Linked DNA regions of Homo sapiens: region 2 is linked to region 1. Evidence: chromatin loops called from intact Hi-C (ENCODE). Cell type or tissue: B cell. All regions are shown on one strand. Links, peaks and the distances in the headings refer to the core of each region. The heading gives the core; the rest is flanking DNA.

Region 1 (11,545 bases), core at 1,674-9,673:
CAGAGTACAGTGGCGCGATTTCAGCTCACCGCAACCTCCACCTTCTGGGTTCAAGCAGTTCTCCTGCCTCAGCCTCCCGAGTAGCTAGGATTACAGGCATGTGCCACTACGTCCAGCTAATTTTTGTATTTTTAGTAGAGATGGCGTTTCACCATGTTGGCCAGGCTGGTCTCAAACCCCTGACCTCGTGATCCACCTGCCTTGGCCTCCCAGAGTGCTGGGATTACAGGTGTGAGCCACTGTGCCCAGCCTTGTAATGGAGAATTTTTAAATAAAATAATAACACGTGGGAAAAAAAATAAAGACGAATAAAGGTGTTTTTTTGTTTGTTTTTTTGAGACGGAGTCTTGCTCTGTCACCCAGGCTGGAGTGCAGTGGTGCAATCTTTGGCTTACTGCAACTTCCACCTCCTGGGTTCAGGCAACTTTCCAGCCTCAGCCTCCTGAGTAGCTGAGATTACAGGTGTGTGCCACCATGCCTGGCTAATTTTTTTATTTTTAGTAGAAATGGGGTTTTGCCATGTTGGCCAGGCTCGTCTCAAACTCCTTACCTCAAGTGATTTGCCCACTTATATCTCCCAAAGTGCTGGGATTATAGGCGTGAGCCATTGTGCCTGGTCAGAAAAAAGATTTTAAAAAACCCAATAGAAGAAATTATAATAAAAGAAAAAAACAAAAACATTAAAACCAAAAGGACAAGAAGAAAGCAATGTGTTAACCTGAGATTAAAATGTGGTTAGTAAACAGGCAGGTTAAATTGGTTTTTATAGTTCTTGCAATTATTATATCCAAGAATTTCTATCATCTTGTGTCCCTTAGTTTCTAGAGTATCAAGGTGATGTGGAACATAGTTTTAAAAGCTTTATTCTGAGTATTCTGCAAAAGAAGGCTCGATGGTCAAATAAGATTCTGTTCTGAAAATTACATATTAATATATAACATATAAAAGTTTTTGAAATATTCTGCAGTTAAGAGTGTTGGGGATCAGCCTCAATACCACCCGTAGGGTACCCGAAGTGCAGTGGTGACAAAGAAATGAGAAGAGACAGGTTAAGAGTTCATAAAGGAGGGAACCAGGGGGCCAGAGCAAATCAGAGGCTGCAAAGGCTCCAAGCTATGATCTCCACACTATTTATTGAAATAAATAGTGAAATGGTGAAAGGAGAGCCGTGTGTCATACACCTAATGTATAGGAATGGCGGTTTAGGTAAATTTTCTTTGTGCTGAAGCAGTATAAACTTAACTACTGATTTATTTTTTAACTTATCAGAGAGCAGCTGTGGGGAGTGGGCCTAACTAGGAGCTGGCATATCTGGCCACATTCCAGTGCTTCAAAGGAGTATCTTTCTCCTTGAGCACAGTGTTTATAGATAGGAGAGCAGGTCACATTCTGGTCATGGGAACATGATGGCAATTAGAAGGCTTTACTCCTCAGAGGCCTCTTGTGGCTTTCTACAACTTACTGTTCCATATTTTTATGGCTGGTTTATGCAGGCACCCCACAAGCCCTTTCCCCAACATGAGAGAACTGCTTCGTTTATTTTATCTCATCATTTTTCTTGAAACTATTTTGCTATGGAATGTCCTACTGAACATAGTTTGAAAATGTTACTGTAATAGAATCTCAACTCTGTAGTGTACTGTTTAGATGGCCTTGCTAACCTTTATTAGGTAGAAATGATAACTACTTGCCTTATAGGATTGTTAGGAACAATATCTGAAATAATGTATAAGAAGTTTGTGGTGTAGTCCCTGGTGTCTGGTTAATTGGAAGTTCATGTTTGCTCCCTTCTCTGATTATTAACATATTTACTTAGAAATATAGATACTATGTATAGAGACAGGATTGATCAGCAGTGTCCTTATTAGTCCTTAACTGTGATTCTTATCAACAGGAAACTGTGGAGATATAAATTTAGTACGACTGGGTCCAGAAAAGTCTATTAATAGTGAGGTTCTAAAGTTCAGTTTGGACAGCCAAGTAAACCACAGAATGAGTAAGTACTGAATGTGGTATATACTAGTGTTTTCTCTGTTTTGTTTGGTGGAAAATGACTTGGGCACTAAAGGTAATTTGAAGCCTCCAGAATTAGTCTGGCTTTGGGAACTAATTTTCCTTCTCATTGTGTTGTATATGTGTGTGAGTTTGTTAGAATTAGAATAGCATATAATTTTTTATTTGTTATTTTTATTAGAAAAAGAGTTACCTTCTCATGTTCAGGCGATGCATAAAAGAAAGGAATTTCTAGATTATCAGCTGGATGAGCTTTCCCGGCAGCGAGCTCTATGCCGAGGTGGACGGGAAATACAGGTATCTTTGCATTTCTTGAATAATAACTCAGGTATACGAACTAGTTAACAAGTTTTTTTTGAGACAGAGTCTTGCTCTGTCTTCCAGGCTGGAGTGCAGTAGCACAATCCTGACTCACTGCAGCCTCACCTTCCTGGGTTCAGGTGATCCTCCTGCCTCAGCCTCCCGAGTAGGTGGGATTACAAGGTTGTGCCGGCACACCTGGCTAATTTTCTGTATTTTTAATGGAGATGGGGTTTCACCATGTTGGCCAGGCTAGTCTCGAACTCCCGGCCTCAAGTTGATCTGCCCACCTCAGCATCCCAAAGTGCTGGGATTACAGGCATGAGCCATTGCGACCAGCCTAATTAATGAGTATTTAATGCCCTTTATTTATTGGGGAATGGCATGATTCATGTATAAAAATGTGTACTAAGACACTAAAAATGTGTCTCAGATTAACACATTTCTTTCTGCTTTTTTTTTTTTTGTCCTTTTGGTTTTAATTTTTTTTTTCATTTTTTCTTTTATTAAAATTACTTTTGTTAAAAATCTTTTTAAAAACTTTTTTGTAAAGGGCAAGATATTCTAGTAAAGATTTTAGGCTTTGCAAGCCATATGGTTGGTTTCTGTTGCAGCTATTCAACTCTGCTTTTGGTAGCACAAAGGCAGCCATAGATAATACATAAACAAATGGATGTGGCTGTGTTCCAGTAGAACTTTATTTACGAAAATAGATGGGGTGTTGCGTTTTTGTTTGTTTTTGAGATAGGGTCTCACTTTGTGGCCCAGGCTGGAGTGCAGTGGTGCAGTTGTGGTTCAATTTAGCCTCAAGCTCTTGGACTCAAGTGAGCTGTCTTTCTGCCTCAGCCTCTTGAGTAGCTGGGACTACAGCCGTGTGCCATCATGCCTGGCTAATTTTTTTGTTTGTTTTCTGTAGAAACTGGGTCTTGCCATGTTGCCCAGGGTGGTCTGAACTTCTTGCCTCAAGCAGTCCTCTCACCTTAGCCTCCCAAAGTGCCAGGATTACAGGCATGAGTCCCTGCACATGGCCTTGCATTTGGCTTATAGGCTGTACTGCCTTATATTAAAGCTATACTGAGTTTATTAGTTGCCTTTCAGTTGCATGTTGAGCCCAGTTCAAATTAGGTTAGACAGAAAGGGAATTAGCTTCAGTATGGGTGGATCCAGAGGGTCACATGATATCATTTCTCCACTCCATAATTTGTTTTTCTGTGTGTCAGCCATTTCTTCTGAGAAAGGTGAGTGTCAGCATCTCAGGGCTTCCACCATCTCAGCTTTGAAACCCCAGAGGGAGAGAAAGTCTTTCTCTTAGCATCCATATATCCAAAGAAGCAGTTAGTTTAGTCCCTGGGTGAGCAAGCAGGTCTAATCCCTATTTTTAAGAAGATGGGTGCATGATTGGCCAGGCCTGTGTTAGATGCCCATCACTGTGGCCAGAGGAATGGTTGGGGTGTGATTTACAGCCTCATTTGAATCACCTGGAAGTTAAGGGTGGCGTGATGCTCCCAGTGCTGGAATGCTAAGCAGACAGCTCACGTGCAGCGCACAGAACACAGCTGAGTCTTACGCAGCAGCATACAGAGTGTGTCAGGACTCCAGTGGTAAAGAGGAAATAAGCTGGGTAAATACATTTTTCATTGGTGAAATACAGGCTCTTTTAAAATTAGAGGTAGTCCATTGGAAGGCATTTAAAAATGCTTAGTTTAGTTTTAATTGTGACATTTGAATTTTTTTCCAGAGGCAAGAATTAGATGAAAACATTTCCAAAGTTTCTAAGGAAAGGCAGGAACTTGCTTCTAAAATTAAAGAGGTAAGTAGTTCACCTGTAGCATTTTCTTGATTTTTTTTTTTTTCTTTTTAAAATTTAAGTATGACTGTTCAGACAAGCTATGGGCTTTTATTTATTTATTTTGGAGACAGAGTCTCACTCTGTCTCTCAGGCTGGGGTGCAGTGGCATGATCTCAGCTCACTGCAACCTCAGTCTCCCATGTGGCTGGGATTACAGGCGTGCACCACCATGCCTGGCTAATTTTTTTTTTTTTTTTTTTTTGAGGTGAAGTCTTGCTCTGTCACCAGACTGGAGTATAGTGGCGTGATCTTGGCTCACTGCAACCTCTGCCTCCCGGGTTCAAGCGATTCTCCTGCCTCAGCCTCCCGAGTAGCTAGGATTACAGGCGTGTGCCACCACGCCCAGCTAATTTTTGCATTGTTAGTAGAGACGGGGTTTCACCGTGTTGGCCAGGATGGTCTGGATCTCTTGACGTCATGATCCTCCTGCCTCAGCCTCCCTCAAAGTGCTGGGATTACAGGCGTGAGGCACCACACCTGGCCTCTTTTGTGTTTTTTTTTTTTTGAGACAGAGTCTCACTCTGTTGCCAGGCTGGAGTGCAGTGGCACAATCTCAGCTCACTGCAACCTCTGCCTCCCAGGTTCAAGTGATTCTCCTGCCTCAGCCTCCCGAGTAGCTGGGACTACAGGTGTGCGCCACCACGCCCGACTAAATTTTGTATTTTTAGTAGAGATGGGGTTTCACCATGTTGGCCAGGATGGTCTCCATCTCATGACGTTGTGATCCGCCCACCTCGGCCTCCCTAAGTGCTGGGATTACAGGCGTGAGCCACCATGCCTGGCCCTTTTTTTGTATTTTTAATAGAGATGGGGTTTCACCATGTTGGCCATGCTGGTCTGGAACGTCCAACCTCAAGTCATCCCCCGTCTCGGCCTCCCAAAGTGTTGGCATTACAGGCGTGAGCCACCATGCCTGGCCAGCTATGGGCTTTTCTCAGTTACATTTTAAATTGTTATGAAAAATTACAAACATCTGTGGAAGTGGAGAAAATGGTGTAACAACATTTGCATTTTTTTCTTTAACCTAAGAATGAATTCTTACCACCATCTAAGATTTCTAAGAGGTGGTTATAAGTTATCTTTTTTGTTTTAAGTCTGGTAAATATTTAAATTCTTTCTTATAAGGTGCTCTATTTCTGCTTCCCATAAACTGCAAAAAACAATTATGATAATTATCATCAGATAAACAGTTAATGAAAATAGCTTTGGCCAGGCGCGGTGGCTCACGCCTGTACTCCCAGCACTTTGGGAGGCCGAGGCGGGCGGATCACGAGGTCAGGAGATTGAGACCATCCTGGCTAACACAGTGAAACCCCGTCTCTAATAAAATACAAAAAATTAGCTGGGCGTGGTGGTGGGCACCTGTAATCCCACCTACTCGGGAGCCTGAGGCAGGAGAATGGCGTGAACCTGGGAGGCAGAGCTTGCAGTGAGTGGAGATCGCGCCACTGCACTCCAGCCTGGGTGACAGAGCGAGACTCCGTCTCAAAAAAAAAAAACAACAAAAAAAATAGCTTTGTGGGTGTTTTCACTATTAAAAAAAAAAAGTCACCTGTATGAGCTTTAGGATGAGGGTGGCAACTGTGAGCCCTCCAGAGCTCCAACCTGGATAGAAGTAGAGTGATGGTGGGCAGAATTCGGCAAAAGAAAGTACAGCACTTTGATATTTGGTTTTTGTTTTTTGCAATTCTTGGGTTAGAGCATAAACTCCCTGTACTTGTGTTGGATCATAAGACTCCTGTAACATTTTGTAGCTTTTCTCCAGTATTTTTTGGATGTGAAAATATCCTGTAAGATTTAGACTCATTGAAGCTTGGCCGAGCCAGGTGTATACCCTGATTGTCAGAATGCAGCCCTAATCAAACCACACTGGGGTCAGGGAAAGAGGGTAATAGTAACTGATGACGTTAGTAGTATTTTTGCTGAAGTTTCCTCCTGAATGGATTATGATCTTTCTCTATGTGACTAAAATATAGTTGAATTTAATGCATATTTTCATTAGCAGTTTATTTAAACTAAAAGTTATGTGAAAGCTTTTGATTAAACAGATTTTAATCAGATTTTAAACAGAACCCCAGATTAATCTTTCCTGAGTCAAGGATGAAGTCCATCTTCACAGATGTTTTTTGCTGCTCATCACATGTGTTCTGTGGGCCATGAAACTATGCTCAGCAGTTGTACTCACTAGGTGGCTGAGGACAGTGTCTGACAGTGCTTTACTGTGTGAGCCGTGGAGGACCACAGTGCCACCCTCTTCCTAAAGCTCACACGAATGCCTTGAATTCCATGGTTGAATATATCGTATGTGCTGAGATGAATCACCACTACTTCTTAGTAGCAAAAAGCAGCAAACTGAATCTCTGCTGGAAATGCTGATTGACTGAGCAGTGTAGGTGTGACTGTGAGGCGTCACTCACGTCCGGCTCCATCACAGCACACTGCGTTAGAGAGGGAGACCAGACTGTTCCTTACTGTGGAAATAGAGGATTTGTCAGGTTCACAGGCATTTTTGTTAGTACTAGCAAAAGCACTAAAAAAAGACAGGGCAATATTATATACTTAAAAACTAACAGAAAAATGTACATTCAGGCTGAATTCCACCCCTGGTTTTACTCATATAATTCACAACTCAGAATTATTACATCTCTACTTCAGATACCTACCTACATATATCTGACTACAGGAAGGATTGTAATCTACTTTGACCAAATCAAACCCTGGATAAAAATTTTTAATGTGCTTAAATCATATTCTGTGTTTCAGCCGCGAAGCACACATTCTTTCTGCTTTGTGATTATCTTAAATGTTTCTGCTGTTTCCTAGATTTGAGGGTTTCCCCTAACTTTTACTAAATATTTTTCTGTCATAAATCTATTTTAATAAATAGTGAGTGTTTTATAGTAAACATAGGCCTGTCATAGTCAAGGATTGATGTACAGCTGAATATTGATTTAACCTTTGTTCTCTTAGGTTCAAGGACGCCCACAGAAAACACAGAGTATCATCATCTTAGAGTCCCATATCATCTGCTGCACGTTGAGCACAAGTGGTGGTTTACTACTTGAGTCTGCTTTCCGTGGGCAAGGGGGTGTCCCCTTCAGCTGTGTCATTGTTGATGAGGTCAGTGAACGGTCAGCCATACAACTTTGACTACTACTATGAGGAGTAAGTCTTAGATGAATTGTGGCTGCTGAAATGTTGAGGAAATGTGTTTTTTTTTTTTGCATCTGATTTTCACTTGCTATTACCTGTGTATTCCCTTATGTAGAAATATACTCCTTAATGACCCTCCATAGTGAAAGTGGATTTTCCAGTATTGGGGGTTAGTCTTGAGGATGACTGATGGTTTCTAACAAAATCTCTGCTGAGTGACTGTCTCACTCCTGCTTAGAATATCTCTGGTAACCTTTTGAAGTAGTTTTAATATAATTTTGGATAGCTTTGAGCCACAGTATGTTCACCTGATGTCTTTTATTCCTAGTTCACTCTTTGAGCAAACATTTATTGGGTACGTACTGTTTGTCAGAACGTAGAGTCAGAAGACAAAAGAGATGGAGCAGGAGATACCAGAGAATTGAGTGATCAGGAGACCCAAGATCCAGTTTTCACCAGAAGGAAAGGACAAAAAGTGGAAATGATTAAATAGTTGAAGAAAATGTCATTGAATTTAAGAGAAATTTGAGTCTTGTCATCAAAGAGGCATGCTGAGGAACAAGGAAGAAAGATATGGGGAAACACACTCATGGACGCTCCTAATGTGATTTCTGAACCTCAAATACAAAGTTTTGAAAAGGGCCTGGGCATGGTGGTGCACACCTGTAATCCTGGCACTTTGGGAGACTGAGGAGGGTGGATCGCTTGAGCCCAGGAGTTTGAGACCAACCTGGGCAACATGGTGAAACCTTGTCTCTACTAAAAAGACAAAAATGAGCCAGGAGTTGATGGTGTGTGCCTGTCATTCCAGTTATTCGGGAGGCTGAGGTGGGAGGATTGCTTGAGCCCGGGAGGCGGTGAACAACGATCATGTCATTGCCCTCCAGCCTGGGTGACAGAGTGAGACTCTCTCTCTCAAAAAAAAAAAAAATAAGTTAAAAAATAAATAAAAAATTTAAAATAAAGTTTTAAAAGGACTTTAAAGGAGAAAAATTTTTCAGGCTCATGCCCAGCAGGAACAAAAAGCACGCATCTAGGATGTGCATGGCCTTCTGAACTTACGGCTGGTTCCCAAGTGGTAGTGGCCCCGTTGGTGGCTGACTTCAAAAATACAAGTTTGATTTTTTTTTTAGACATGTTTGGAGAGTTTACTTTTTATTTATTTATTGTTTTTTTTGAGACGGAGTCTTGCTTTTTTTTTTTTTTTTTTTAGAGACGGAGTCTGCACTCACCCAGACCGGAGTGCAGTGATGTGATCTCGGCTCACTGCAACCTCTGCCTCCTGGGTTCAAGCAGTTCTCCTGCCTCAGCCTCCCAAGTAGCTGGGATTACAGGCACTTGCCACCACGCCCAGCTAATTTTTTTGGTTGCGCCATGTTGGCCAGGCTGGTCTTGAACTCCGGACCTCAGGTGATCCACCCACCTCGGCCTCCCAAAGTGCTGGCATTACGTGTGTTAGCCACTGCACACAGCCTGGAGGGTTTATTTTGTTGGTTTTGTTTTGTTTTTTTGTTTTCAGGGAAAATTTGTATTTTTGATATTTGGTGCAGGAGAAGTGTGATACTTTTCTGAATGGTTAGAACTTTAATCAGATAAACTATATGGATAAATAGCAAAGATTGTTAAGACTGCCTCTCTCTTCTGTATCTTACCAAGGCTGGACAGTCTTGTGAAATTGAGACTCTTACTCCACTCATCCATCGCTGCAATAAGCTCATCCTAGTAGGAGATCCTAAGCAGCTCCCTCCGACAGTCATCTCTATGGTAAGTTTTTTATGTTCAGATTGCTTTAAAATGGAAGGGGCTTTTTAAAATTTTTGTTTTCAGGAGGGAGAGACATCTTTCTTGGATTGGCCTCTTAATTTGGAGGGAAAAGTAAGCAGTAACTAAGAAAAGAGAAGCACTTAATAAATTTTAAAAAATGCCTAAAAATGTCCATTTGGTCATAGTTGTTCTTCTGTGTATGTGTGGCAGAAGCAGTGTGGCAGGGACTTGGAAGCCTAGATGGATGACGTGCCATGGAAACCAAGCTTTGGGAAAGGCAGTGTGCATGTCTGCCTTTTTTAAGTCTCTTAAGAGCTGAATCTGATTTATTTTAATCATACAAACACCAAAACAATAATAAAAGAAAAACTTCAGAAATAAAGAGAAGAATCCTACCCTCCTCATTTTTGTTTAAATATGTACAAATTGAGGAAAACATGAAGTTAAATTAATTTTGGAGTACATTTCCATTTTTAGAATTTGGTATTCTAGTGTTAATACAAGAACATGTCTGTGCCCTTCACATCATCTGAAAGTGAAGGTACAGGGGAAAAAAAGACTCAATTACAAGCTCTGACTTTGGGAAGAGAAGAACCAGACTGTAGTCTACTCTTCTCTGTTGGTTTTTTTTAATCTCATGAAAGATTCTCCTGGAAATGCACATTAGAATCAGGATCCAGTAGATGTTTTGAAGTAATCTGAAGAGGTTTTGAAATTTAATGAAATGTGTATTTTTTACTAATAACATAGATTATTTATACAGATAATTGAGCAGTGGCTTCATAAATAATCCTAGAGAACAGATCATTTTCAAAGCATTTTTGTTGAAGCTTGGAATGAATGCAGGTGGTTATCGTTAGTGGTTTTTGATTTCGGAATTATTCAGAATGATAGTGCAGTTCTTTGTATGACATTTGAGCGCAGGTACATGATCATGTTAGAGTGTGGCCCAGAAGCACACCCGTCACCCAGTGAAAACCCGTGTGTGTAGGGAAGAACTGCTGCAGGTAACTTTGTTCACGGAGAATAATGAAGAGCAAATTCTGTATCCCATTTCTTTAAATGATGCAGGATTTCATTGAAGGGCCTTGGCATATAGTGAAAAGAGAGATTGTTAATGGGCCTCAACTTTACTGCCTACTTCAATGATTGATAAAAACAACAAAAATTAGAAAAAAAAAATCCATTTGTGCTGTTTAAATTGTTGTACAAATAAAACAGGCTATTTTGAGAAAATAATTACAAAGTTCATTTCCATAAGGTGCCTTTTTTGACCACCTGTTTCTAGTGGTAATTACAGTGAAAGTGAGTATTTTTAACAGATATTGCTAGGCATTTGTGTGTTTATTCGTCTTTTTCAGTATGTATATATTGAGTGCCACCATAATTCAGGCACTGTTTAGGGGCTGGGGTTATGACAGTGAAGAAAACAGACAAAATCCCTGCCCTTATGGTGTTTGTATTCTAGGGGTTAACAGTGAGTCAGTTACTAAAAAGTGGTATATGGTTTGTATACATGTATATGTTTATGTGTATATGTACGTGGGTTTGGTTTTGTTTAAAGGTGGCAAAATCATTCTGTGCAGAATTGGTTTTTTTTTCAATCAGTAAATCAGGGACATCCTCCCATGTCAGAATATATATTAATAAATCTATGTCATTTGTAGAATGGACTAAGGTTTTGTCTGGAGGTAGATGCGTTACCTTACATAACTTCCTTTTCTGTTTCCCCAAAGAAAAGATTAAAAATTAGGTTTTGTGAGCTAACGCAGATAAACTTTTGAGGATTTAGGGAAAATTGGCATGTATCTATTAATAATTATTTTATGCTTTCACAAACCTGTTTAAAATCACACATATAAATAGGTTAAGAAGTAATGCCTTTCTTCCACTCCCATAGTTTGTGAAACAAGTTTATTCAGGCTTTGCACGTCTTCAGTGCCAGTATCTTTCACATCACTCATGAAGATTCCATCATCTTAGTGAAGTTTTCAGCACATTTTTACTTCAGGGTTATTTAAGATAAAGTACTTTTTGAAACTTTTCTTTTTTAATTATACTTTAAGTTCTAGGGTACATGTTCACAACATGCAGGTTTGTTACATATGTATACATGTGCCATGTTGGTGTGCTGCACCCATTAACTCGTCATTTACATTAGGTGTATCTCCTAATGCTATCCCTCCCCCTCCCCTTTTTGAAACTTTCTGTGTTGCTGCCATCGGAAAGTAGATCCCAAGGCACAACTGTGGTAACATCAAGACAGTTTATCCCACTTGTCACTTAGGTCACTGTTTTTCAGATTGCAGAATATAACCCATTATTTGGTTTGTGAAATCCATTTAGCACAGCTTCGGCGTTCCTAATTCAAAAATTTGAAATGCTTCACCATCTGAAACTTCCCAAGTGCTGACTTTATGCTTAAAGTTCACGCTCGAAGGATATGCTCATTGGAGTATTTTGGAT
Region 2 (11,236 bases), core at 3,237-11,236, 50 kb before region 1:
GAAGAGGGGATCTCAGAGGGTAGGGGATACTTACCGACAGGTGATGCTTGATCTTAAAAGACAAACGGGAATAACTTGATGTCCTTTCAGTATGTTGAATTGAACTCAAGAAGACCTCTTCTCTTGACTTTCTCACCTGCTTGACCCACTGCAGACACATGGAGATACCGGTTAAAACATTTGAAAAGTTATTTTGCTGATAGATTAGAATTAAAACAAGGGAAGGTAGGGAGGGAGACTGGGAAATTCTGGTGCTAGAGATGAAGAAGGACAAAATCCAGAACAGTGAGCAGGAACAGAAGCAGATAGCATTGAAACCTGACATAGCCCTTTGGCTAAGGTTTGAGATCTTGTCACCTTTTGTGGTAAGACAGTCTGTGCTTCAGGTCTCATGCCTAATGCCACCTAGAACTGAGTGACTACATTAAGCCAGTAGCCAGGAAGGGCTACTCTGCCAATGTAAGGCAAGAAAAATTACGTTTTTTAAAAAAAGCATGGTAATGGGATTGCCAGTCAAGATGATGGTGAATTTCAGTTTCCTCTGGGCCAAACACATACCAATGATATTAAAAAAAAGCAAAAGGAGGAAATTAAAGGGGTATAATCACATTCCTCCAAAGGAAAACTTATTTCTGTGGACCAGCAATGGAACAGAAACATGAAGTAATAAATGAGTGGAAACCTGGCCTGGGTGGCGGTGGGTAGCTCGGGATTCAGCTTGTGCAGGACAACAGGAATTAGAAGTATACTCCAGGCAAGGCAAAGAACCAAAGCCAAACTCTGCACTCCAAACAAGGGGCGGATGGGGGTGCTTCTTTGCCTGTGAAAGAAGGTTGCCAAAGTATTAAAAAGGTTCACTGGCTTTTTAAAAGCTGTTTACATATGGAGGAAGCAGGTCTGGTCTTGTAACCAGTGCCTGGGCGAAGCACTTGCAGCCTTGGTGACTGAGTCTGCCTAGCCCTTATGTAACCAAAGGTTGGGAGCCCTGAGCTGCTGATAGTAGACCTAGTTCTGGAGCAGGACTCTCAAGGATGGATAGAAAGCAGCCCAAATTTATATTTAGGAAGGGGAGGGGTAGTGGTAGGAGGGACACAGAATTCCTCCCTGTCGGATGAGCTTGCAAACCAAATCCCTGAAACACACGAGGAAAGCGCATGCTCTGACAGAACAAAGACCAGCACTGTTGGTCCTTTCTCTAGGTTTAACTCTAGAGGAACTTGAAAGAGAAAATGGAGAACATTGAGAGAAACTCTGAGTTGACAAGGGCTGGTTTATTAAAAAAAATTTTTTTTATTATTATATTTTATTTTTTGAGACAGAGTCTTGCTCTGTTGCCCACGCCGGAAGTAGAGACAGGGTTTCACCAGGTTGGCCAGGCTGGTCTCAAACTCCTAACCTCAAATGATGCACCCACCCCGGCCTCCCAAAGTGCTGAGATAACAGGTGTGAGCCACCACGTCCAGCCGACAAGGGCTGTTTTGAAAGGTGAATGTGGGAGATGGGGAGGAGAACATCCTTAGTTTGTGAATTCCTTTTCACTCTGGGGTATTGGGTCCTATCTGGCAGTGCCTGTGGGAGGCACTATGGAATTACCTCTCAGAGCATTCTCCCACAGCCAGAGAATAAAATGGGCTGTGGGAGAATAAAGTAGAAAAGGAACTGTTAAGGTTCTGCTTCCAGTTCTCCCTCATCATTGCCTTAGATGAATAAAACCTGCATCCAAATCTGTTCTCAACTAAAAGATCTGATCCAGGTGAAGGTAGGAATGAAATCAGCACAGTGGATAACCCCTAATATTTGTGAGGCACTGAGACAAGCAGGTGGAGACCAATTAACCACTGATAATTGCTTCATTATCATCCCCTCTTAACCCCAGGACTTGGGGGATTACAGCCCAGTAGTGTCTTCTAATGCTGCTTCTGCCCGGGAGTAAAGGGTGACGACCTGACTTAGAAAACTAAAATGCGTGGCAGTGAGTGAGTACGTTTTTCTGGCTTGGATTTTATCCATCACTCAGCCCTGAATTGATTGGGCATAAGCCAGTCTGGAGTCTGGCCTTCCATAGGCACCGCCTGATAGGAGCCAGTACCCCAGAGTGAAAAGGAATTCACAAACTAAAAATAATAGACATATGAGAAACATGAAGATTTCAGTAGAAGCAGATATATTAGGACACTTGTCCAGTAAATTTAAAATTATTATAGTAAACATGCTAGAAGAAATACGGGAAGATACTAATGTGAAATGAGAACTAGAAAACGTGAGAACCAACAAACCTACACATTGTGCACATGGACCCTAGAACTTAAAGTATAATTAAAAAAAAGAAAGAAAATGTGAGAACCAAGCCAAGTTGTTGTAACATTGAAAAATGAGATATTTAAAATAAAGGCTTCAGAAGATGGGATAGATAATACAGTGGGTACAGCCAAGAGAATGAGTGACTGTATTAGAAGACCAGAATGAGCAAATCCCTAAGAAGAAAAAGAGAAATAGAAAATATAAAAAGAAAAGCTAAAAGATAAATGGAGGGTAGAAGTAGTAGTGTTAACAAAGATGTAAGACGTCCCAGAAAGAGAAAAATAAAAATCAGGACAAAGAAATACCGGAGATATGGCTGGGCACGGTGACTCATTCCTGTAATCCCAGCACTTTGGGAGGCTGAGGTGGGCGGATCACCTGAGGCCAGGAGTTTGAGACCAGCCTGGCCAACATGATGAAACCCTGTCTCTACTAATAATACAAAAAAATTAGGCAGGTGTGGTGGTGTGTGCCTGTAGTCCCAGCTACCTGGGAGGCTGAGGCAGGAGAATTGCTTGAACCCGGGATGCAGGGGTTGCAGTGAGCCGAGATTGCAACATTGAACTCCAGCCTGGGCAACAAGAGCAAAACTCCATCTCACAAAAGGAAAGTTGTACTATATGGAAAGAGAGGTTAGATCCCTACCTTATTATCATTCATAATGACAAAATCTATCTAAAAAACCATAGTTAGGTTCAGTTTTCAAACTCTTTGCAGGAAATAGAGGTGTACAGCATTTAGATTGTAAGGTGAGGAAAGATTTGTTTTATTTTTTTGAGACAGGGTCTTGCTCTGTCACCCAGGCTGGAGTGCAGTGGCGTGATGACAGCTCACTGTAATCTCTGCCTCCCAGGCTCAGGCATTTCACCAAAATCTCCTTCCTCGGTCACCATGCCCAGCTAATTTTTTGTAGAGATGGGGTTTCACTGTGTTGCCCAGGCTGGGTTCGAACTCCTGGGCTCAAGTGCCCCCATACCTCAGCCTCCCAAAGTGTTGAGATTACATGCATGAGCCACCATGCCTGGCCTGAGGAAGGGTTTTATAGAAACGAAAGCATTGATTATGAAAGGAAAGTTGATGAACTTGACTATATTAAAATGAAAAGTTATTGTTTATCAAAAAATACCATAAAGAGAGTGAAAATACTAGTTAAAAATTGGGAAAAGGGCTGGGCATGGTCGCTCATGCTCGAAAGCCCAGGCCTTTGGGAAGCCAGGGTTGGAGGATTGTTTGAAGCCAAGAATTCAAGACCAGCCTGAGCAACATAGCAAGAACCTATCCCTACAAAAAAATTTTTTTTTTAATTAGCTTGGCATAACGTTGCACACCTGTAGCCCTAGCTACTCAGGAGGCTAAGGTGGGAGGATCACTTGAGCCCAGGAGGTTGAGGCTGCAGTGAACCCTGATCTGCCAGTGCACTCCAACCTGGGCAACAGAGTGAGACTCTTTCTCAAAAAAATAAAGTAAAAAATTGAAGATAATCATATTACTAACAATACAAAAAATATGGATGAAGATCTGAACAGGCATGTCCCAGAACAGAAGAGGAACTACCAATAGCTAATAAATATATGAAGGAATGTTTTCTATTTAATGATCAGGGAAATAATAAGACCACAATGATATACCATTTTATTTTTGTGTGATAGCCTGAGAATACAATTTTGGAGAGGTCATGCATTTGCAAAACCTCTAGTTATTGCTGGTAAAAGGTCTTATTTAGCTGTCACGTCCATTTAGTCCTCTTTAATCTGGAACATTTCATTGTCTTACATGAAAATTACTTTTCTGAAGAATACAGTCATTCCTGCTCTGCCTCTTTTTAAAAAAATAAGTGAGGCTGGGCACGGTGGCTCATGCCTGTAATCCCAGCACTATGGGAGGCCGAGGTGGGTGGATCATGAGGTCAGGAGTTCGAGACCAGCCTGGCCAGCATGGTGAAACCCCGTCTCTACTAAAAATAACAAAAGTTAGCCGGGCGTGGTGGTGCACCCTTGTAATCCCAGCTACTTAGGAGGCTCAGGTAGGACAATGACTTGACCCCAGGAGGCAGAGGTTGCAGTGAGCCGAGATGGTGCCACTGCATGCCAGCCTGGGCGATAGAGTAAGACTCTGTCTCAAAAAAAAAAAAAAAAAAAGAGTGTTCCTCACTTTGGGTTTGTCTGATGTTTCCTCATGCATAGATTCAGGTTACACATTCCCAGCTGGAGTACCATGTAAGTGATGTTACTGTCCTTCTCAGCTTGTCATATGTAGACAGAGGCACGCCATATCCTTTGCAACTCATGGTGATGTTAATTTTGAGCATTCGGTGAAGGTGCTGTCCCATTTCTCTGCTGTGTAATTTCTATTGTTTAGATACTTTAAGACCATGTAAATACTATGCATTTCATCAAGATCTCCTAAATTTAGCATTCATTAATGTGTCTTGCCTGAACTATGGTGATTGCAAGATGGTCATTTCCTAACTCCAGCACTCTCCATGTTTACTATTTACCACTTGACATTGATTGTACAGTAATCAAGAGTCTTTTCCCCTTCTACCACTTATTATCAGTAAGGTCTCATGGATTCCAAAACTTTTTCAGTAGTTTATAATTTGTTGCTTATGTTGGCATAGAGCTCATGCTTTTACCTGTGGGGTCTGTGTTTTTCCAACTTTTTGATTACAATCTGTAGTAAAAAATGTTTTCCTTGTGTATGCATATGCCTATATAATGTATTTTGTAAAATAATACTTTTACTATGAAGGATGCACTCTTGATATTTTTCTGTTCTTGTTTTTTTTTTTTAAGGTTGGTTGTGAGCACTAAATTTAATTCATAGTCTCCAAGAAATTTAAAATCACTTCTTTATGCTATTCTGCCATTTAGAAATGCCCTTTGATTTCTTTTGAGATTCCTCATTTTGTGTTTTCTTTCCTTTTTTGGACATTCTGTTATGGAAAATGATAAACATAAAAGTAGCAAGAATGGTGTAATGAATCCCCCATAATCCATCAGTTAGCTTTATCAATACATGGTCAACATTCCACTCCCCTTTAGATTAGTTTAGAGCAAATCTTAGATATCAGAGCATTTCATCCACAAAATATTTCAGTATGTATTTCTAAAAGATAAAGACTTAAAAAAAACGAAAAATATTATTATATATATATTTTTTGAGATGGAGTCTTACTCTTGTCGCCCAGGCTGGAGTGCAGTGGTAGGATCTTGGCTCACTGCAACCTTTCCCCACCAGGTTCAAACAATTCTCCTGCCTCAGCCTCCCAAGTAGCTGGGACTACAGGAGTGCACCACCAAGTCCAGCTAATTTTTTTGTATTTTTAGTAGAGACAAGGTTTTGCCAAGTTGGCGAGGCTGGTCTTGAACTCCTGACCTCAGGTGATCTGCCCGCCTCAGCCTCCCAAAGTACTGAAATTACAGGTGTGAGCCACTGCACCCAGCCAGAAAAATACTATTATTGCATCTAAAAGAATAATTACTTAATGTTGTCTTGCCAGTCAGTGTTTGAATGAATGGAAATGATTGTCTAAAACTGTTTATTAGGGGTTAGTATGTTCAAATCAGGATCAAATAAGGTCCACACATTGCATTAATTAATATGTCACATGTCTTTTAAAATATGCAGAGAATCCTGTTTTCTTTTCTGTGTTCTTGCTGTTTGTAGACCATTGTTTATTGAATTAAGTAATAAATATATTCTGCATTTAGGTTCGGCGTTGGGCTATCTTGACTGCAAGAAACTTGGGGAAAGTGGACAGAGATGATTATTATGACTTACAAGAAGTTTTACTTTGCCTTTTTAAAGTCATTGAGTTGGGGCTTTTAGAGAGTCCAGACATTTATACTTCTTCTGTCCTAGAGAAGGGTAAACTGATTCTTCTGCCCTCACACATGTATGATACTACCAACTACAAAAGCTATTGGTTAGGTGAGTATTATTCCTACACTAATATAATTGGTATTTTCGTATAGTTCTGTTTTTTGAGACAGTCTCACTCTGTTGCCCAGGCTGGAGTGCAGTGGCACCATCTCCACTCACCGCAAGCTCCACCTCCCAGGTTCAAGCAATTCTCCTGCCTTAGCCTCCCGAGTAGCTGTGATTACAGGCAAACGCCACCACACCTGGCTAATTTTTTGTATTTTTAGTAGAGACGGGGTTTCACCATGTTGGCCAGGCTGGTCTTGAACTCCTGACATCAAGTGATCTGCCCACCCTGGCCTCCTAAAGTGCTGGGATTACAGGCGTGAGCTACCGCGCCCGGCCCTGTAGTTCCTATGAGGGTCCTAAAAGGGAAGTGTTCTCTTTGGTGATCTGATGAAACTTACTGAAGATAGGATTTTATAGTTCTCAGTTCTTATTCTGTCATTAAGTTGACTTAACTATTACATATCTTGTTATTAAACAGTATTTATATCCTAGAAACTTTTCTGTAGTAAGCAGTACATTTTCAAGCACTGGCAAATGAATCGAATCTTGTTTACGGCCACATTTTATTAACAAAATATTAGTGTAATAGTTGGCTTTAAATAGGATTTGATTGTTAATACTCCTTTTTCAGTGTGTAAAATATTTCCTGGTAGAACTGGGCATGGTGGTGCACGCCTGTAGTCCCAGCATCTTGGGAGGCTGAGGCAGGAGGAACATTTAAGCCCAGGAATTTGAAGCTGCAGTGAGCTAGGATTGTGCTACTGCACTCCAGCCTGGGTGACAGAGGGAGATCCTGTCTCCTAAAAAAAAAAAAATTAAATTTTCCTGGTAGAAAGAGTTGACAGCATTGTTTACAAGTCCTATTGTGGCTCAAAATACTTTTTTTTTTTTTTTTTTTTTTTTTTGAGACGGAGTCTTGCTCTGTCGCCCAGGCTGGAGTGCAGTCGCGCGATCTCGGCTCACTGCAAGATCCGCCTCCTGGGTTCACGCCATTCTCCTGCCTCAGCCTCCCGAGTAGCTGGGACCACAGGCGCCTGCCACCACGCCTGGCTAATTTTTTTGTATTTTTAGTAGAGACGGGGTTTCACCATGTTAGCCAGGATGGTCTCGATCTCCTGACTTTGTGATCTGCCCGCCTTGGCCTCCCAAAGTGCTGGGATTACAGGTGTGAGCCACCACGCCCGGCCTCAAAATACTTCTATACCATTTCCTTGATTCCAAATCTTAAGGTCACGTGTCATAAATGGCAGTGATTTTTTTTTTCTTTCTTAGTGGTATATGGAATATGGTACATCTTAAAATTGAAGGCATCTTATATTGGTGAGATACAAGTTACATGGTAGTTATGTTAGAAATTGTTTTCTAACCATCTTGTACTTTCACACTTGAATTAGTCTAGAGTTCTATTACTTGGGAGCAGTTGTGTATGAATATCTGAGACTTAAATGTTTGAGAAACTAAATACTATCTTGCTTCATCTTCCTGCCTTGTTATTCTTTTGCAAACTAAACCAGGCATTAGTATAGTATTATTTCATCAATTCAAGATAACTCTAAATGATCTTACAGGTATTTGCATGTTGCTGACCATTCTTGAGGAACAAGCCATGGATTCCCTGTTGTTGGGCTCAGACAAACAAAATGATTTTATGCAATCGATACTTCACACTATGGAGAGGGAAGCAGATGGTAATAAACTTTACTTGCTGAATGTTGTTGAATATAGTGATGATGATGCACTTTAAAAATGATAGTGTCACTGCAGGAATTGGTGTATGTTGTGGAGAAAAGAATTTTTCTGGTTTAGTAATAGATTCAGACTTTTTATTTTGTTTTGTTTTGTTTTTTGATACGAAGTCATACTCTTGTTGCCCAGGCTGGAGTGCAATGGTGCGATGTCAGCTCACTGCAACCTCCACCTCCTGGGTTCAAGAAATTCCCCTGTCTCAGCCTCCCAAGTAGCTGGGACTACAGGCGTGCACCACCACGCCCAGCTAATTTTTTTGTATTTTTAGTAGAGACGGGGTTTCACCACGTTGGTCAGGCTGGTCTTGAACTCTTGATCTCAGGTGATCTGCCTGCCTTGGCCTCCCAAAGTGCTGGGATTACAGGCATGAGACTTTTAAATCAGAAAGGACCTTTATAATTTAATTCAATACCTTCCTTTCATAGAAGAAGGGAAGTTAATCTACTTTTTCATGATGAAAAAGTTGGTGGTAGGATGAACATCAGAACCTCTGGGAGACCCATTTGTAATGACATTGTGGTTAACATTGTGGGGTAAGCCTTCTCTGTCCCATGGCCTCCCTTTGCCTGCCTCTTTGTTTCTCTGTGGTTCTCTAATACAGTAACTGCCAGCCACATGTGATTATTAAAATAAATTTAAGTCAATTAAAATTAAAAATGCAGTTATTTGGTCCCACTAGTCATATTTCAAGGCTCAATGGCCACACGTGCCTGTACTCTATCCTGTACTGTATTGAACAATGCAGAGACAGAAGATTTCCATCATCACAGAACATTCTCTTGGATATGCTGCTCCAGATAGTCTAGATAATGAGGCCTAAAACTTGTAGTCATGTTTATTATTAGATCCTGACCTCCTTTTGCTGATGCTTGTATCATGCTAATCATGAAGGATCTGTAATTAAATAAGTGCTTCTAATCTTTAGGAAGTAATGAATTAATAAAGACCAAGTATACCAGATCCTATGAGAAAACATAATGAGTATAATTTTTTCCCCTCATTCTCTTCATGCAACTTGAATGTTGTATATAAACTCATTTGTGGGAGATTCTAATATAAATATATTAATGTTATTCTTTTGTTGATAGGGCGTGTGTGTGTGTGTGTGTGTGTGTGTGTGTGTGTGTGTGTGTATATATATTTTTTTTTTTCTTTTTTTTTTTTTTCTTTTTGAGACCAAGTCTTTCTCTCTCACCCAGGCTGGAGTGCAGTGGTGCGATCTTGGCTAACTGCAGCCTCTGCCTCTGGGTTCAAGCGATTCTCCTGCCTTAGCCTCCCAAGTAGCTGGGATTACAGGTATGCACCACCATACCTGGCTAATTTTTGTATTTTTAGTAGAGATGGTGTTTCACTATGTTTTCCAGGCTGGTCTTGAACTCCTGGTCTCATGTGATCCGCCTGCCTTGGCCTCTCAAAGTGTTGGGATTACAAGCATGAGCCACCACGCCCGGCCTTTGGCATATATTTTCTTGCTAGATTATGTCTGAGGCTATTACTCTTTTGCCAACATTTACTGCATAAATTGTTCATTTCTTTCCCTGTGCCTAACTACATGTATAATTCTGTCCTTTCTGTTAAGCTAGCTCCCTTAACCATCTTAAAAAAAAACAAACACCTTTTTTTTTTTTTTTCTTTTGAGACAGGATCTCACTATCACCCACCCTGGAGTGGCTCAATCAGGTCTCACTGCAGCCTTAACCTCCCAGGCTCAAGTCATCCTCCTGCCTCTGACTCCCTAGTAACTGGGGCCACAGGCATGTGCCATCTTACCCAGCTAATTTTTAAATTTTTGCTAGAGACAAAGTCTCACTATGGGTGTAGGCTGGTCTTGAACTCCTGACCTCAAGCAGTCCTCCTGCCTCGGCCTCCCAAAGTGTTGGGATTTACTGGTGTGAGCCACTGAACCCAGCCTTGTCTTCAAAATTTTAATTACCTCTTTGAGAAACTTTTCATAATTGTCTTCATCTAACTACTTTGTTTCTTGTGAGCTTATTAGACACAGGCACTGTTTCAGATGCAGTGGAGGATACAAACATATATAAGAAAGTTCAAATGACTGTGGTAAAGTCTGAGAAGTATGAGGGAAGTAAAGTCACAAGTTCTAGGATGACGTAGCAATAGCAGTGACTGCGTGAATTCAAGCACTTGCCTCAGAAGAGTACTGTAGATGACTGAAGTGGGGGAATGTTTAATATAGGAGGAGGCATTTAAGCTGGACTTTTAAGGATGGATAGGATTTTGATATGTTGTGCTAGAATTGAGGGCATTCTAGTGCTTATTTTGGAAAAAGCCAGTGATCTATTTGTGCTGTAGATAGTGTATGATTATAGGAATATGAAAAATAAAAATGGAAATAAACAGTAGATCAATATCTTTTAAGTTCTTGACTGAGGATTTTGAATTTTCTTGGAAGACATTAAGTATCCATTGAAGGTCTTTGAGTAGGGCGGTATCTTGCTACTGCATATTTGATAGAGAAGCAGGAGGTTGGATGAAAAGTAGAGAACAGCAAAGCCATGTTGAGATACAGATGGATGAAGAGTGTATCTTTGCCTTATTCCTTAGCTAAAGAATTTAGTCATTTACACTAGATGCGTGACACAAAATTCAGGATGATGCTGAAAGAGAATTTCTTGTATTATGGGCTTCATGTAGATCTGTAAATACCAAGTTTCTTTCTCTTTCCTTTATTTTTTTCCTCTTCTTTTCTGTTAGTTATTGGAGGATGGGACTACAAAGTTTTGGCAGGGGTTGAGGAGCTGAATTAGAAAAGGTTGTTTCTGGTATGGCAAACAGGGTGTGAAAAGATTGTGCTTACCTAGACTGTTTTCTTGCCCATTAAGTAATTTGTTTGCCACTAAATTTTTTTTTTTTTTTACAGACGTATCATAGTATTGCTTGCAAAAAATCTTGAAAATGTGGCTGCTTTTGAAACCCTCTGTGTGTCTGAGGACTGGTGGCGGCACTGCTTTAAATTATTTGCTCCTTGGCTTTTAGTTGGGTTGCTACTCACCAGATAAAGAATATGCTTAATTCTCAATATATTGTAGTATGTTTTTCTAACTGTTTAGTAATTCAACGATTGTGCCATTGTATTTCAGATGATAGTGTGGATCCTTTCTGGCCAGCGTTACACTGTTTTATGGTGATTCTGGATCGCCTTGGATCTAAGGTCTGGGGTCAACTTATGGATCCTATTGTGGCATTTCAAACCATTATCAACAACGCAAGCTACAATAGAGAGATCCGACATATA

What was found. A loop is a pair of places that touch in the nucleus more often than their neighbours do. Peaks named below come from ENCODE experiments on the same cell type or tissue, not always from the same donor. Only the 100,000 strongest peaks of a DNase experiment are listed, where the experiment ranks them.
Region 2: a loop joins it to region 1, with 2.3 times the contacts of the local background. A loop is called at or near these places in 24 of 110 quality-filtered maps.

What each region holds. Positions count from the first base shown.
Region 1 is chr9:132,279,001-132,290,545 of GRCh38, reverse strand. It overlaps SETX (senataxin), which reads left to right. Exons shown (of 26, transcript NM_015046.7): 16 at 1,895-1,996; 17 at 2,195-2,310; 18 at 4,052-4,123; 19 at 7,133-7,282; 20 at 8,972-9,079. Among named protein-coding and RNA genes, the nearest start is that of SETX, 70 kb to the left of the region's middle. In B cell, for the core only: no CTCF peak of the experiment used is centred there; no DNase peak of the experiment used is centred there; H3K27ac peaks cover 1,553 bases.
Region 2 is chr9:132,331,294-132,342,529 of GRCh38, reverse strand. SETX (senataxin) reads left to right here. Exons shown (of 26, transcript NM_015046.7): 6 at 6,015-6,234; 7 at 7,803-7,922; 8 at 11,082-11,236. Among named protein-coding and RNA genes, the nearest start is that of SETX, 18 kb to the left of the region's middle. In B cell, for the core only: no CTCF peak of the experiment used is centred there; no DNase peak of the experiment used is centred there; H3K27ac peaks cover 330 bases.